Regions from separate parts of the Homo sapiens genome. Here region 1 is linked to region 2. The links are chromatin contacts, found by Hi-C or POLR2A ChIA-PET in ENCODE. All regions are on one chromosome and are shown on one strand. The core of a region is the stretch at or near the end of the contact, and the rest is flanking DNA. Distances in the headings are between cores, read along the strand shown. Region 1 overlaps ATG13 (autophagy related 13). Region 2 holds the start of LRP4-AS1 (LRP4 antisense RNA 1).

What was found. A loop is a pair of places that touch in the nucleus more often than their neighbours do. ChIA-PET counts read pairs that join two places held with the same protein, here RNA polymerase II (POLR2A). Pooled maps may share reads with other maps.
Region 1: a pooled map shows a loop between it and region 2 (4-fold over the local background). The contact joins the enhancer-like site here to the promoter of LRP4-AS1 in region 2. A Hi-C loop is called at or near these places in 4 of 50 pooled maps. POLR2A ChIA-PET finds 5 or more read pairs at or near these places in 3 of 52 experiments (PC-9, Panc1 and WTC11).

The regions. Positions count from the first base shown.
Region 1 is chr11:46,672,369-46,679,028 of GRCh38, forward strand. It overlaps ATG13 (autophagy related 13), which reads left to right. Exons shown (of 19, transcript NM_001346311.2): 19 at 1-2,150. It overlaps ARHGAP1 (Rho GTPase activating protein 1), which reads right to left. Exons shown (of 13, transcript NM_004308.5): 13 at 4,712-6,660. Among named protein-coding and RNA genes, the nearest start is that of ARHGAP1, 25 kb to the right of the region's middle. Within about 2 kb of position 2,988, at least 32 of the 41 ENCODE cell types and tissues checked have a DNase peak (open chromatin) inside an H3K27ac peak, as active enhancers do.
Region 2 is chr11:46,845,044-46,851,573 of GRCh38, forward strand. LRP4-AS1 (LRP4 antisense RNA 1) reads left to right here and starts at 1,368. Exons shown (of 3, transcript NR_038909.1): 1 at 1,368-1,456; 2 at 1,567-1,674. It overlaps CKAP5 (cytoskeleton associated protein 5), which reads right to left and starts at 1,237. Exons shown (of 44, transcript NM_001008938.4): 1 at 1,177-1,237. RefSeq lists enhancers at 480-1,057, 1,512-1,631 and silencers at 892-1,041, 1,222-1,301.

The DNA.
Region 1 (6,660 bases), core at 1,738-4,237, 170 kb before region 2:
GGCCCCAGGGCATAAGCAGCCTCCCATGCATCAGCTGCTCCCACCCCTCATCCTGCTCTGAGCCAGGTGGAAGGGAGGCTGGCTTCTCCCATGGGGACCCAGAAGTCCCTACTCTTGGACCTCCTGGAGACTCCGTGGCGGCAGTCAAGCCCAGTGCCCAGTTGGAGAAGACTCACGTGCTGGCCTTGGAGATGGGAAGAACCTTCGTACGAAAAAGCCCTCAGCAGGGCCATCTGTGTGCCCTGCCCATCACCAACTGCTTCCCAAGGGTGTCATCCTGTTCCTCCTGCTGCCGGCCTCCTGCCTGGGCCTGCCTTGCAGCTGGCCCCTTCCCTGCCTGCTGTCACCATCCACTGTTTGACATTCCAGCTGGTGGCCAAGAGATTGGTGTGGAGTCGCAGAAAGAGGAAGGAGACAGTGCCAGGAGGAAGAAGGAAGGAGTCCCTTAGCTCTCTTCATTGTCCCCTTTACTTCCTGCTATCTTCTTCTCCTCTTCTTCTCTCTCTTGCCTCTATGCCTGTATTTCTGGCAATATGACAGGCCTGCCTACCCAAGATCAGAACTCCAAAACCACTCCCACCCCTGAAGGTCGGGAGGGTCTGAGCAGCCCTGGTGGCTGCCTGTGCTCAGGTCCTCAGCTCCATGGGAAATAAAAATGGCACCCTGAATCTCTAGGATTTTGTCACTTGGAGTCACAGCAAAGTTCTCTTCCTCTTGTCCCCCCGTTGCTGCTCCTTGGTTATAGAACATGGTAAATATTTATTACTTTCAGAGAAACCAGATATTTTATAGAGGAAATATGTTTGAGGTGAGTTGTTTTTCACTTGGAGAAGGCGGAGGGCTCTTCCTGGGACGGAGACCTCCTCCTCCGGAGGTTATTGAGAATCCGGGCTGCTGCTTTGAGGATCTTCCCACCATACAGACAGCGAGATCCAAGAAGAGGGCTGGCCGGGGGCAAAGTCACCTCCCAGTGTGGCTGCACTGGAACTGACTAAAGGCTTTACCTTGGATAGTTGCGTATTCCTGGTGAGAGCCTTACATCTCCCACAGTTTCTGCAGAGTGACTGACTCCATTCTGGCAGCCCAGGAAGTCCTGGGTGCTAAATGTGATGGCCACATGTAGTGGTTAGGGGATGTTGTGTGTGTCCCCCAACTGCCTGGGTACTTGTTCCTGATCCCTGGGGCTGTCCTGTGGAGCTTTTCCTCCTGCTTGGGCCTAGCTACCATCTCCCTCTAATCCCAGGTTCTCTACACTGCCCTGGGGTTTACCAGCTGGATTGGCTTCTGGTTGAGAAATCAAAGCTGGGCGTATGATTGACTTAACCCTTCAGGTATTGTTACTTGAATAAGTCAAGTGCCTAGCCTCACCCACCTATGATCTGTCCTTTCCCAGCCTCGCTGGTAGTCCTGGTCAAGGAGATCTAGGTCTACTCCATTCCTCCTGGCCCACCTGGGGCATTCACTGGCAGCAGCTGTGCTTCAGTGGAGCAGGTGGTTCTCAGCTGCTTGTTAGTATACTGCATGTGACACTGTTCCCACATACAAGGCTGACTTCTGAGGATTGGAGCAGGCTCTGGCGGGGACCAGAGCTCTGCGTGCTGCTGCTGCCACCAAGAAGTGTTAGCAGAAGCAGTAGCAGCCAACTGGCCCTCCTGACTTTGGCCCAGAGCACATGCGTGGCTTGCTGAACCCAGGCTCAGGTTTATCCCCAAGGCCCCAGCTTTGAGAAGGGGGAAGGCCCCTGGTAAGTTATTGATGCCCCCATATTTCAGCTACTGCTCTCTTTCCAAGGCCTTGCATGGAAAGGCCTAGCCATTGTCTGAGGCAGCAATCTTTGGCATCTACAGGTGGCAGCAGCCTTTCACCAGGGCTCCATCTGTGAAGAGTCTCAGCCATGACTTTGAGCTGAGCTTGGGAGAAGTAAAGCAACTGTTAAGGCCAGCCCTTGCCCCTCAGACCTGCCATGAAAGGAATGAGCCCTAGACTGACTCCTGCAGCACCCCCGGGACAGGCTGGGACCAGCTGTTTGTCTCCAGGTGTCAGAGTCCCTCCTCCTCCTCCAACCTCTCCAACCTACTTTGTTTGGAAATACCGAGCTACACTTCAAAATGTATTCAAGGGATTTCCAATAAATTTTTTTCTGTACTTTACAGCCTCCTGTCCTGTAGGTTGTCTGAAGACCTCGTAACCCCTTCCCCACCCCTGCCCCAGTGCAGGTCTGGGAAAGGGGAGAGTGGTGCGTTGTGAAGCGCAGAAAGACCTCAAGTGTCTGGGCAAGCCTGTTTTGAGTCGGGTGTGGCCTCTTAGGGGCTGTATACCCTGGGGTTTCCTGGGTCAGGAAACTTCTTAGTATTTCTCTTTCCCTGGTCCCCTATCAGGGGCTTGAATTTGAATATTCAGTTGGAGAATGCATTTAAAATACACCCATAGTAAAATCTCCATAAAATGCAGGCCACCGTTATCAGCTCTTTATTGCTCTTACATAACAACTCACCCTGGAGGGAAAAACAACAGTGCAAGGCAGGGAGTGCAGGGCTCCCCAAGCCATCTGGGGGATTTGTGGCTGAGCAAGCAGAAGAGAAGTAGCAGGAAGTTAAAGGTCCATGCAAGTTTGTTAGCTGCCTTGATCTGACTGGCGGTGCTTGAGCAGCCAGGAAGAGTAGAAGAGCCCCGGGGTATGCGTCCTGTCTGGCTCCTGGGGCCTGGGGCTGCAGGCCTCTCAACCCGGCCAGGGCCAGCCCCGCCTCCTAATTCTCCTAGTTTGTGACCATAGTTAGGGGAGGGAGCTGATTGGTGGAGACAACATCCCGGAGGTAGGGATGGTTCTAGAGGCAAAAGAGAACTGACAGAACTGGACAGCTGCTGTCTGGGTTGCTTCCCCACCCGCCTTCAGGCTGAAGCTAGGCCCAGGATTAAAAGGGCTGGTTAGAAAAGTCCAAATCCAGCCTATTCCTGGAGCCAGGAGCTCCTGATTATTAGTAAACCAGGTGACACTGATCATGTGGCCAGCCAGGACAGTTGCCCAATACCTGAGTCAGAAGTGACGAAAAGGCTGTTCTGGTGTTCCCCCTTCAATCAGGAACCCCCAATAACAAAGTTTTCAGTTGCCCCATGCCCAGCAATGGTGTCCTACCTCTTTAAAGCATCTCCCTACACTCTACCCCTGGAGGCCATCGTTGTTAAGGCCTTGGTAAATTGGCATTTGAGTCACTCAGCAGAGGCCCTGCCAGGAGCCCAACCCAAGTAAACAGTTTCCTCGCTCCTGTTTCCCTGGGTCACTGCCTCTCTATTCCAGCCACTCAGCTCTAGCTGAGCAGATCCAGAGAGAGAGGAGGCCCCCAGTGCCTGGAGGAAGGCCACCATTGTGGAATGGGACTTGCTTCTTGGGGCTGAGGCCCAATGTTTGTAATCACCATCTGTAACCACAGCCTGATCCTGCAGCTCTGGCCCTGCTCCCCCAGCCCGGACAAGCAAGGAGGAGAAAAACCAGGCCCAACTGGGGCCGCTATAGCCTCCTGATTGCCATTAGCAAGCAAGCAGCAGACACCTGGAACCTGACCACTATGGGAGGTGAAATTCTGGCCTACCTTCTCACCAACAAACCTGTCAAAAAAAAATGCGGTAAATAATCATCTTAACTTTTAAAGCAAAGCAAAACTTGCTTAAGAGAGGATAGGAGAACTGGATCTGTCACAGCCTCCGTGTGGGCCTGGCAGGTGGAAATGGCCTGGCCTCAGGCTGAGGGGTGGGCAGGAAGGGAGGACTCGGGCTGAGGGACCCTCTCCCAGCTGCTGTTGCATGAGGCTGGGGCTATCACACCATTCACCCATGACCACTGCACACTCGCGGTGTTAGATACGGTCTACATTTTTTTTTTTTTTTTTTTGAGGTGGGGTCTTGTTCTGTCACCCAGGCTGGAGTGCAGTGGTGCAGTCACGGCTCACTGCAACCTTGACCTCCAGGGCTCAAGCAATCCTCCCACCTCAGCCGCCTCAGTAGCTGGAACCACAGGCATGTGCCATCATGCTCGGCTAATATTTTTTTTTATTTTATTTTTGGTAGACAGGATCTTACTATGTGAGATCTAACTATGTCCAGGCTGGTCTCGAACTCCTGGGCTCAAGCAATCCTCCTGTCTCTGCCTCCCAAAGTGGTGGGATTACAGGTGTGAGCCACGTGCCTGGGGTGTCTGCATTATTTCTGATCCTCAAAGGAACCGTCTTCTGATGAAGCAGCAGCCACAGGGGTGGTGAGCCAGTGATGATGACTGTTAGCGGTGAGAGCTGGCACGTGAGGGAACGAGGACTCAAACTCTCGTGTGACTCCAGATCCCACACCATTGTCCATCACAGTCCACACCACTTTTCTTCCCCCTGCTTGCCTTAGATAAATCTAAGATCCCTTCAAACTTCCGGTACCTTCCAGTTGGGAAACAGGAGAGGCCCTGGTCATAGGATGCAGCACATGGTGGCCTGCTGGAATGCTGGGGGTACAAACAACGGGAAGGTGGCCGTGGACACCTCCATGCCTAGAAGCTGGTCAGGAAGCTGCCCTCATCACCACTCGAGTGCACAAGATGAGGAAGCGGCAGACGGACTGGGGAGGGGACTTCCTGAGGCCCCATCTGTTCCTCTTCCTCCACCGCACCACACTTCCCATCCAGTTTCCAACTTCCACACCCAACTCATTTCCCCAACATCCAGATGAGCAGTTTTGCATCAACATTTTTATTGAAATACAAAAAGTGCAAACGGTGAAATACATGATTGGTGCCAAGGAAGTCATTAAGTGTGAATGTGAACACTGGATTCACACAGTACAAGCACCCGCTCCCTGGGGTACAGACCAGTGGGGGACATGAGAAAGACCAAATAGATCCGAAAGGCTCCCCAGTGAATGGGGCTGTGAGCGACACTTGATACACAAAGGAGGGCGGAGAGCAGAGCAGCCCTGGCCGAGGCTAGAGACCAAGGGACTGATGAAGAACCAGCAGCAGCCCAGGCCCCAGGGGGCTGGATGCACTGCTGATGGTCTTGGGAGAGCCCAGCGAAGTTATGCCCAGGCCCAGCCTGGCTTGCGGATGGGGCTGGGCTGGTCAGTGAGGATCCCCACAGTACGGGCTCTGGAATCATCCTGCCTGGCCAAGGTCATGGGGGCAGGGTCACTGCAGGTACTTCCCTGTACTCCCCAAGGACAAGGCTGCAGGAAGAGGGATCCCCAGGAAGGAGTGTAATTCTACGAGACAGTGGGAGTGAGATCAGCCATCACTGGGGCCGAGGTTCTTTGAAAGACAACAGGGCTGGCCGGGTGCAGTGGCTCACGCCTGGAATCCCAGCACTTTGGGAGGCCGAGGTGGGTGGATCATGAGGTCAGGAGATCGAGACCATCCTGGCCAACATGGTGAAACCCCGTCTCTACTAAAAATACAAAAATTAGCTGGGCATGGTGGCATGCACCTATAGTCCCAGCTACTCAGGAGGCTGAGGCAGGAGAATTGCTTGAACCCAGAAGGCGGAGGTGTGCCGAGATCGCGCCACTGCACTCCAGCCTGGTGACAGAGCGAGACTCCATCTCAGAAAAAAAAAAAAAAAGGTGGCCCTAGAGCCCCTTAATCCCCTGGGGAAATTGCTAGAACCCACCTATCTGGACTGACCTATCAGCACAATCTCTGCCCCTCCTACGGGCACTCTTAGTCTCTACCCCAGCCCCTTTAAGAGTCCCCCAGCTGGAGGAAGGAGCCATAAGATCCTGAGGCACTGAGTCACCTCTGGCTGGGGCAGGGGCCAGTGTGACTCCGTAACAGACAGGTCCACAAGAACATGAAGGCTGATGATCTGCCCGTGTGGGAAAGGAGGCCAAGAGGGGAGAGGCTAACCTGGCCGGTCACTGATTCCATCACACGCTGTAGCTCTCGGGGGCGGGGAGGTGGAGAGGGAGGTTTCAAGTGGATGCTGGGACTCTGAGCCATGTCATCCAAGCTACCAGTCCCTGCACAACCAAGGGGTTAGGACACCCCAGGGGCAGTATCACTTGGGAAAGGCTGACCCAGGATGTGTGGAAGAGGAGGCAGAAAGCAGACACAGTCTCCAGCCCTGTCACTCCTCAGCAGGGGAAATACCCCAGACTGCGCTGCTGGGGGCAGTACAGGAGCAAGGGTGCTTGCACTCAGGCCTTCATGCAGTGGGGCTTCTGCAAAGCAGGGCAGCCTACCAGATAGGGAGGCACCTCAGCTTGGGGCGGTGTCCACACCAAAGAGCTCAGCTGCTCATTCCCAGCAATCAAGAGGGGAGGACTGGCCCCTGCTACCAGCCCAGCCGGCAGTCATTTGATTCATCCACACTTGCTAGGGAAACAGAGGCAGGAAAAAGCAGGAAAGGGGTTACTGGGGCTCAGTCCTTCTCCAGCTGGAAGAGCCAAGCCCAGCTCTGGAGAGCCCAGCAAAAGCCCGGTGTCCAGAGAGGCAGTGAGAAGTGTAAGGCAGAGAAAAACGTCTTCTGGTAACAGCGAGGCCGCCAGGGCCGTGAGGCGGGCTGGACAGAGGTGGGGGAGAGCATGCCTGATGGGTGGCTCCAACATCTCTCTCCAGGGGGCTTCATGGCCCCTGATGCCAGGAGGAAGAGTCCAAACCCGGGCTACCAGAGAAGGGGCTGGTGGGGCAGG
Region 2 (6,530 bases), core at 118-2,617:
TCATTAAATTTGGTAAAAGCATTACAGTTTGTCCAGTCACTTCAGAGAAGTCAAAGTCTTCTACAATTTCTTAAAGTTTCAAAAGATTCTTAGCTTAATTTATTGGCTCTTTAGGTCAAAAGAAGGACTTTTCAGGGTGATGAAAATGGAGGAAGGAGGAGCTCACCTTTCTAAAAATGAGTTTTCAATTACTATAATTATGCATAAGACAGGCAGCATTTCTGGGCCAAGATTTGATGCCTTGGTCCCATGAGAATTAAATTAGAGCCACGCATAAATTTGGGGCAAGTTCTGCAAAAACCACTTCAACCTCTATTGATGCTGAATAAAAAACTCATTGTTAAGATTCATCAACACGAATATATTTTCTAACACACACTAGCCACTCTGGCAACAACCCTTTCATCATTTTCTATCCAAGAAACACAACGGAATGCATTTCAATCCTGCTCAACAATTACCACGATTACAAGTAGAGGGGAGAGCTCAAAAGTAAGAATCTAGTTCACCGAGCCCGACCTTAAAGTAGCAAGGCCCAACCCACACTGCTGGCTATTGTATTGGTTCCCCAACACCTCCAGGGCTGGAAGGACACCAGAACGCTCCCGACACGTTGAGAGAGAGAAAGCCAGTCGTTAAGGGCGGGGTGGTGGATGATCGGAATCGTTCACATCGCAGCAAGCCAGCAGGGACACAGGTGTGCGGCCAGGCCCCGGTGCCGCTGTCCTTGCTCCAGGGCGACAAGGCCCTTCGCAACCACCACAGCCCTCGTAGGCGCTTACTTATTCATTCACTTGACAATTACGCGAGAGGCACTCTAGCAGGGCCGGCTCTCGGGGCCCCCGCCCTAGTCTTGGTAAATCGCTGCCGCCAGGCGCGGCCCTGCACCGCCCGCGCCCCGCGGACGCTGCCACCCGCGCCACGCTGCGGCGCGCTCTGGCCACCTGGAGCCCAACCCCGGCCTCCGCCGCACACGAGCGCCCACGCCCCCGGCCCTGCCCGCCGCAGGTCCCCCGGCCTCCGGCTCGCTTCGCCGCCTCAGACCTGCCGGGTTCGTGGGGCAAGTGGGGCGCGCGTCTGGAGACCTCCAGCCGCCCAGGATTCAGGGGCTCCTCTGCGCGCGCGATGCCTGCACTCGAGGGCCTCGCGGGTGGGGCAGGCCCACCGACCACTCACCTCAGCTGGGTCAGAACCAAGCGGCCTGCTCTAAGCCGTTTGAAACCGCTTGGGCCGCCGCACACCCCGCAGTGTCCTCGTTCTTTATTGGTCCTCGACGGACCGCCCATCGGACTTTTATTGGTCCATTTGAAAGGCCTGTGGGCACGCGCCGCCCGCAGCCTTAAAGGGGCCGCGCGCAGCCGTGTTTCCCTCTGGACCAGACGCCGCCTGCACGGGTGGGGACGCTGGTCGCTGCCGGGGGCAAGTCTGCCGACTCCAGAAAGAAAGGCGAAAGAATGTGTGTAGACCCGGGCATCCTTGGTCGTCAGCATGTTTGCTTTATTTAATTACAGATGTTCAGGCTGCTGTCAACACCCGACAATTTTTTTTGGTCATTTCATTCCCTAGAGATTGTGAAGCTAAGTGCTGTGAGGGAAACCAGAGGCAGCTGAGATGTCGTGGAAGTAACAGCGAATGAAGCCAGGATGCTGGATTCTGACCTTGGAACTGTTCTGAGTAAATCACTTTTCTCAGTAAATCTTCTGGAGTTGTTTCCTTATCTGTAAAATGGGATAACGATGTTTCCCTTACAATTTAATGGAGGAGTTAATATAACTAATAGAATGTCTGAGAAAAGCCTTTGTGAACTGTAACGCATCCTGCAAATGCTTAATATTCCCTTATAAAAACGAGAGGCTTGGTTAACATGATCTCCAGAATTTTAGCTTAGCTCTACATTCAGTGTTTCTGTGAATGAGTTCAGGTCCTTACTTCCAAGGAATTTGTAATCTACAGTGGTTGGAGGAATATAACATACAGACTAGTCACTAAAATTCAAAGCAGTGTAATAACTGTATAAATGAAAAGCTATAAATGCTTAGAGACAGGAGAAATTTGATGGGGGAGGATCTGTGAGGAAGATGAATTTTTAACCTAGGATTTAAAGAATGTGTAGATTCCCAACAGGCTAAAAGATGGAGAGAGGATGGATAAAAGTAAATGAAACAATTACATGTTTTTTCATTGTCAAGTTGGCAGAGATGAAAAAGTTCAACAGCCTTTGGTTGGTCAAGATTTGGAAAAACAGGCTGGGTGCAATGGCTTATGCCTGTAATCCTAGCGCTTTGGGAGGCCGAGGCAGGAGGATTGCTTGAGGCCAGGAGTTCAAGACCAACCTGGGTCTTGCTATCAAGACCCCATCTCTGTTTTTAAAAATATAAAGAGATTTGGAAAAATGGACACTCAAAGTCAATATTGGTAAGAGTATAATTGGTACAAACCTTTAGGAGGACAATTTGACAGTTACTAAAATGTACATAATCTAGTTCTGGCCCAGTAATCCACTATGAGGAATTTATCGTACAGATCTGTGCAAGTATGCAAAGAAAAATGTACAAGGATGTTTACTGCAATACTGCTTTTTTTTTTTTTTTTTTTGAGACAGTCTCGCTCTGTCGCCCAGGCTGGAGTGCAGTGGCGCAATCTCAGCTCACTGCAACCTCCGCCTCCCGTGTTCAAGCGATTCTCCTGCCTCAGCCTCCTGAGTAGCTGGGACTACAGGCACGTGCCATCACACCTGGCTAATTTTTTGTAGTTTTAGTAGAGACGGAGTTGCACTGTGTTAGCCAGGCTGGTCTTGATCTGCTGACCTCGTGATCCTCCCGCCTGGGCCTCCCAAAGTGCTGGGATTACAGGCGTGAGCCACTGCACCCGGCTTTTTTTTTTTTTTTTTCTGACAGAGTCTCTCTCATGTCACCCGGGCTGTAGTGCAATGGCGTGATCTTGGCTCACTGCAACCTCCATCTCCCGGGTTCAAGCAATTCTCCTGCCTCAGGCTCCCAAGTAGCTGGGATTACAGGCACCTGCCACCACGCCCGGCTAATTATTTTTTATTGTATTTTTAACAGAGATGGGGTTTCACCATGTTGGTCAAGCTGGTTTCAAACTCCTGACTTCAGGTCATCCACCTGCCTCAGCCTCCCAAAGTGCCGAGATTACAGGCGTGAGCCACTGTGCCCGGCCCTTTTTTTTTTTTCTTTTTTTTTCTTTTGAGATGAAGTCTCGCTCTCTCGCCCAGGCTGGAGTGCGATGGCACCATCTCAGCTCACTGCAACCTCCACCTCCCAGGATCAAGCGATTCTCCTATCTCAGCCTCCCAAGTGGCTGGGATTACAGGCATGTGCCACCAAGCCCAGCTAATTTTTTGTATTTTTGGTAGAGACGGGGTTTCACCTGTTGGCCAGGCTGGTCTTGAACTCCTGACCTCAAGTGATCCACCCGCCTCGGCCTCCCAAACTGTTGGGATTATAGCTGTGAGCCACTGTGCCCAGCCAGCACTGCTTAAGATAAAAATAAAATAAAATAAAAAAATAAATCTGGAGGCCAGGCATGGTGGCTCATGCCTGTAATCCCAGTGCTTTGGGAGGCTGAGGTGGAGGATTGCTGGAGTGTGGGAGGTCAAGGCTGCAGTGAGCTATGATCACGCCACTGTACTCCAGCCTGCGTGACAGAGTGAGACGCTGTCTCTAAAAAAAATAAAAAATCTGGAAATTACATGTTCATCAACAGGGAACCTTTTACATAAATTATGACATATCCATTCAATAGAACACTATGAAACTGTTAAAAAGAATGCGGTTAATCTATGTGCTGGAACAGAAACATGCACAAATTTTATTAATTGAAAAAAAGGCAAGTTGCAGAACTTGTGGAATGATTTTATTATATATGGTTATAAACGTATGTGTGTTTGAGGGCATGCCTGAAAATGGTTAGAACATTCCTGGAATTATAAGAAACTTAATAGGAGTGGGACTTGGGAGGGAAATGAATTTTTACTGTTAACGTGGTGTGTTTCTTTTTTCTTTCATAGAAGGAGCAGAGAGTAGTGGGGAAAGTGTGAGTCAGGGCGCAGAAACAGCAAAGTGCATCGTATGTATGGGACTGAACATGTGGGGTTGATTTTAGGACTGAAATTTTGTTGGGAAGTAGTGGAACACAAGATTGACACAGAAGGTTAAGAACAATTCTTTTTCTTTTTTTTTTGAGACGGAGTCTCACCTGTCGCCCAGGCTGGAGTGCAGTGGCGTGATCTCAGCTCACTGCCACCTCCACCTCCTGGGTTCAAGCAATTCTCCTGCCTCAGCCTCCCAAGTAGTTGGGACTACAGGCACAAGCCGCCATACCTGGCTGATTTTTTTGTATTTTAGCAGAGATGGGGTTTCACCTTGTTGCCCAGGCTGGTCGCAAACTCCTGAGCTCAGGCCATCCGCCCGCCTCAGCCTCCCAAAATGCTGGGATTACACATGTGAGCCACTGTGCCCGGCCAGGAATGATTCCTAAAGGATCTTGAATCCCAGGGTATGGAATTGGTACTTTATTAAGTAGATAATGGGGGGGCTATTAAAGGTACCTGAGCAAGAGGGTGGCAAAATCAGAGTTGTACTTTAGGAAAATTAATTAGCTTGATTGTCTAAAATGGTTTAGAGTTGGGAACCCAGCTAGGAGTATGATATGAGGTGTTAGCAGTGGAGAGGATGAGAGCAGATTCAAGAAAGAATGAAAGATTTGGCAACTGACTAGATTAGGTGCAAAGGCAAGGGTGGGTCCCATTTAGGGAGGTGAGTCAAAGAGAATTCCAGGATTTGATTGCCCAATGGAAGTAGGAAGTCAGGAGAAGCCAGTCTCAAGGGGAAGGTGAGGCATTTAAATTGCAACCTGTTCACTTTTAGGTACCAATAAGGCATTCTAATGGAATCATCTGAGTAGGCCTAGAAAATACACGATGGAAGCTGGAAGAATAGATGCAGAATCAATGATATAGATTTGGGAATCACATTGATAGAGTGAATGAGACTGCAGATTGGGGGATTGGAGAGAGTGAAAGGATGGCCAATGAAGACAGATCCACATGTAGGAGAAGAAGAAAGGAATGAAAGCAATATGGTCATGGTAACCTTGGATAAATTGGTGAGGATATACAGAAATAGTTTTCTTCAGTCATTGGTCATTGGCATATTTACTTTATTTAAATATTACCAGAAATAAACTGAAGATTACATTTAAGGAGAGGGTGTGATGGTAATCAGGAATTGGCTTAACAAAGGATGTTTGTGCAGTCCGGGTCCTGGAGAGTTTTAGAACAAGATGACAAAATCCCTTTTTGTCTTGGATGACTTAGGTGCAGCCCTACTTTAAGGTGAGTATTAGATGTCTGATGCTACTCATTTATTCATTCAACAAATATTTATCAGCACCTATTATGTGGAGGGACTCTTCTAGGCACTGCAATGATCAGTAGATAAAATAGACTCCCCAAAATTTCCTCCCTTTGTGGTGCTCACACTATAGTGAGGAAACGTAGACAATCAACACATAAATAAATTATATAGTATGTTATTAGACAATATGTCCAGTGGGAAAAGAAAAAGAATAAAACTAGGTAAAGGGATAGGGAAGTGGGGTTGGAAAGACCGTAATTTTATTTTATTTTTCAACTTCTATTTTAGAATCGAGGATACATGTGCAGATTTGTGATAAAGGTATATTGTGTGATGCTGAGGTTTGGGGTATGATTGAACCTAGGTAGTGAGCATAGTACCTAACAGTAAGTAGTTTATCAGTCCCTGCTTGCCGGGGTCTGTCCCACAGACCTTGACCCAACAACGGTTGAATAACGTACACTAACACAGATATTCTGCCTGTCACTCCAGCTAAGGGTCTGGGCCCCTCACAGACACCAAGGAAGGTGCTGTAAAGAGTAGCAGCCGGCCCCATCAGCCAGCGAAGCTTGCATTTATTCAGTATAGATTAAATGACAAAGGTTTTGAGTAAACACTGCTAGAGGGTAATTGACCTGGTTGCCAACAACCCCGCCCCCACCCCCTGCGGTTGTGCACCCGGTTGATCAAAGATTGGTCTTAAGACCACATGAGTAAACAAGCTATTCAGATAAACTACTCTACATTCCTTTGTATCTACTTTAAGCTATTTACTCAAAGTAAGGATTAGGCGGCTTTCAGCCATAACCCTATCCTGAGACTTTTGCAAAACCTTCCGGCCTTCCAAGAAGATTTGTGTCTATATTTTATAACTTCATCTTAAAATTTTCCCACCAGCCTGACTGAACTCCCACACTTGCTCATCTCCCACTCTCCCATCTCTAGTAGTCCCAAGTGTCTATCGTTCCCTTCTTTATGTCCTTGTGTACCCAATGTTTAGCCCCTGTTTCTAAGTGAGAACGTGCAACCTTTGGTTATCTGTTTCAGCATTAGTTTGTTTCGGATAATGGCCTCCAGCTGCATCCAGGCTGCTGCTAAGGACATTATTTCATTCTTTTTTTATGGCTGCATAGTTTTACATGATATATGTAC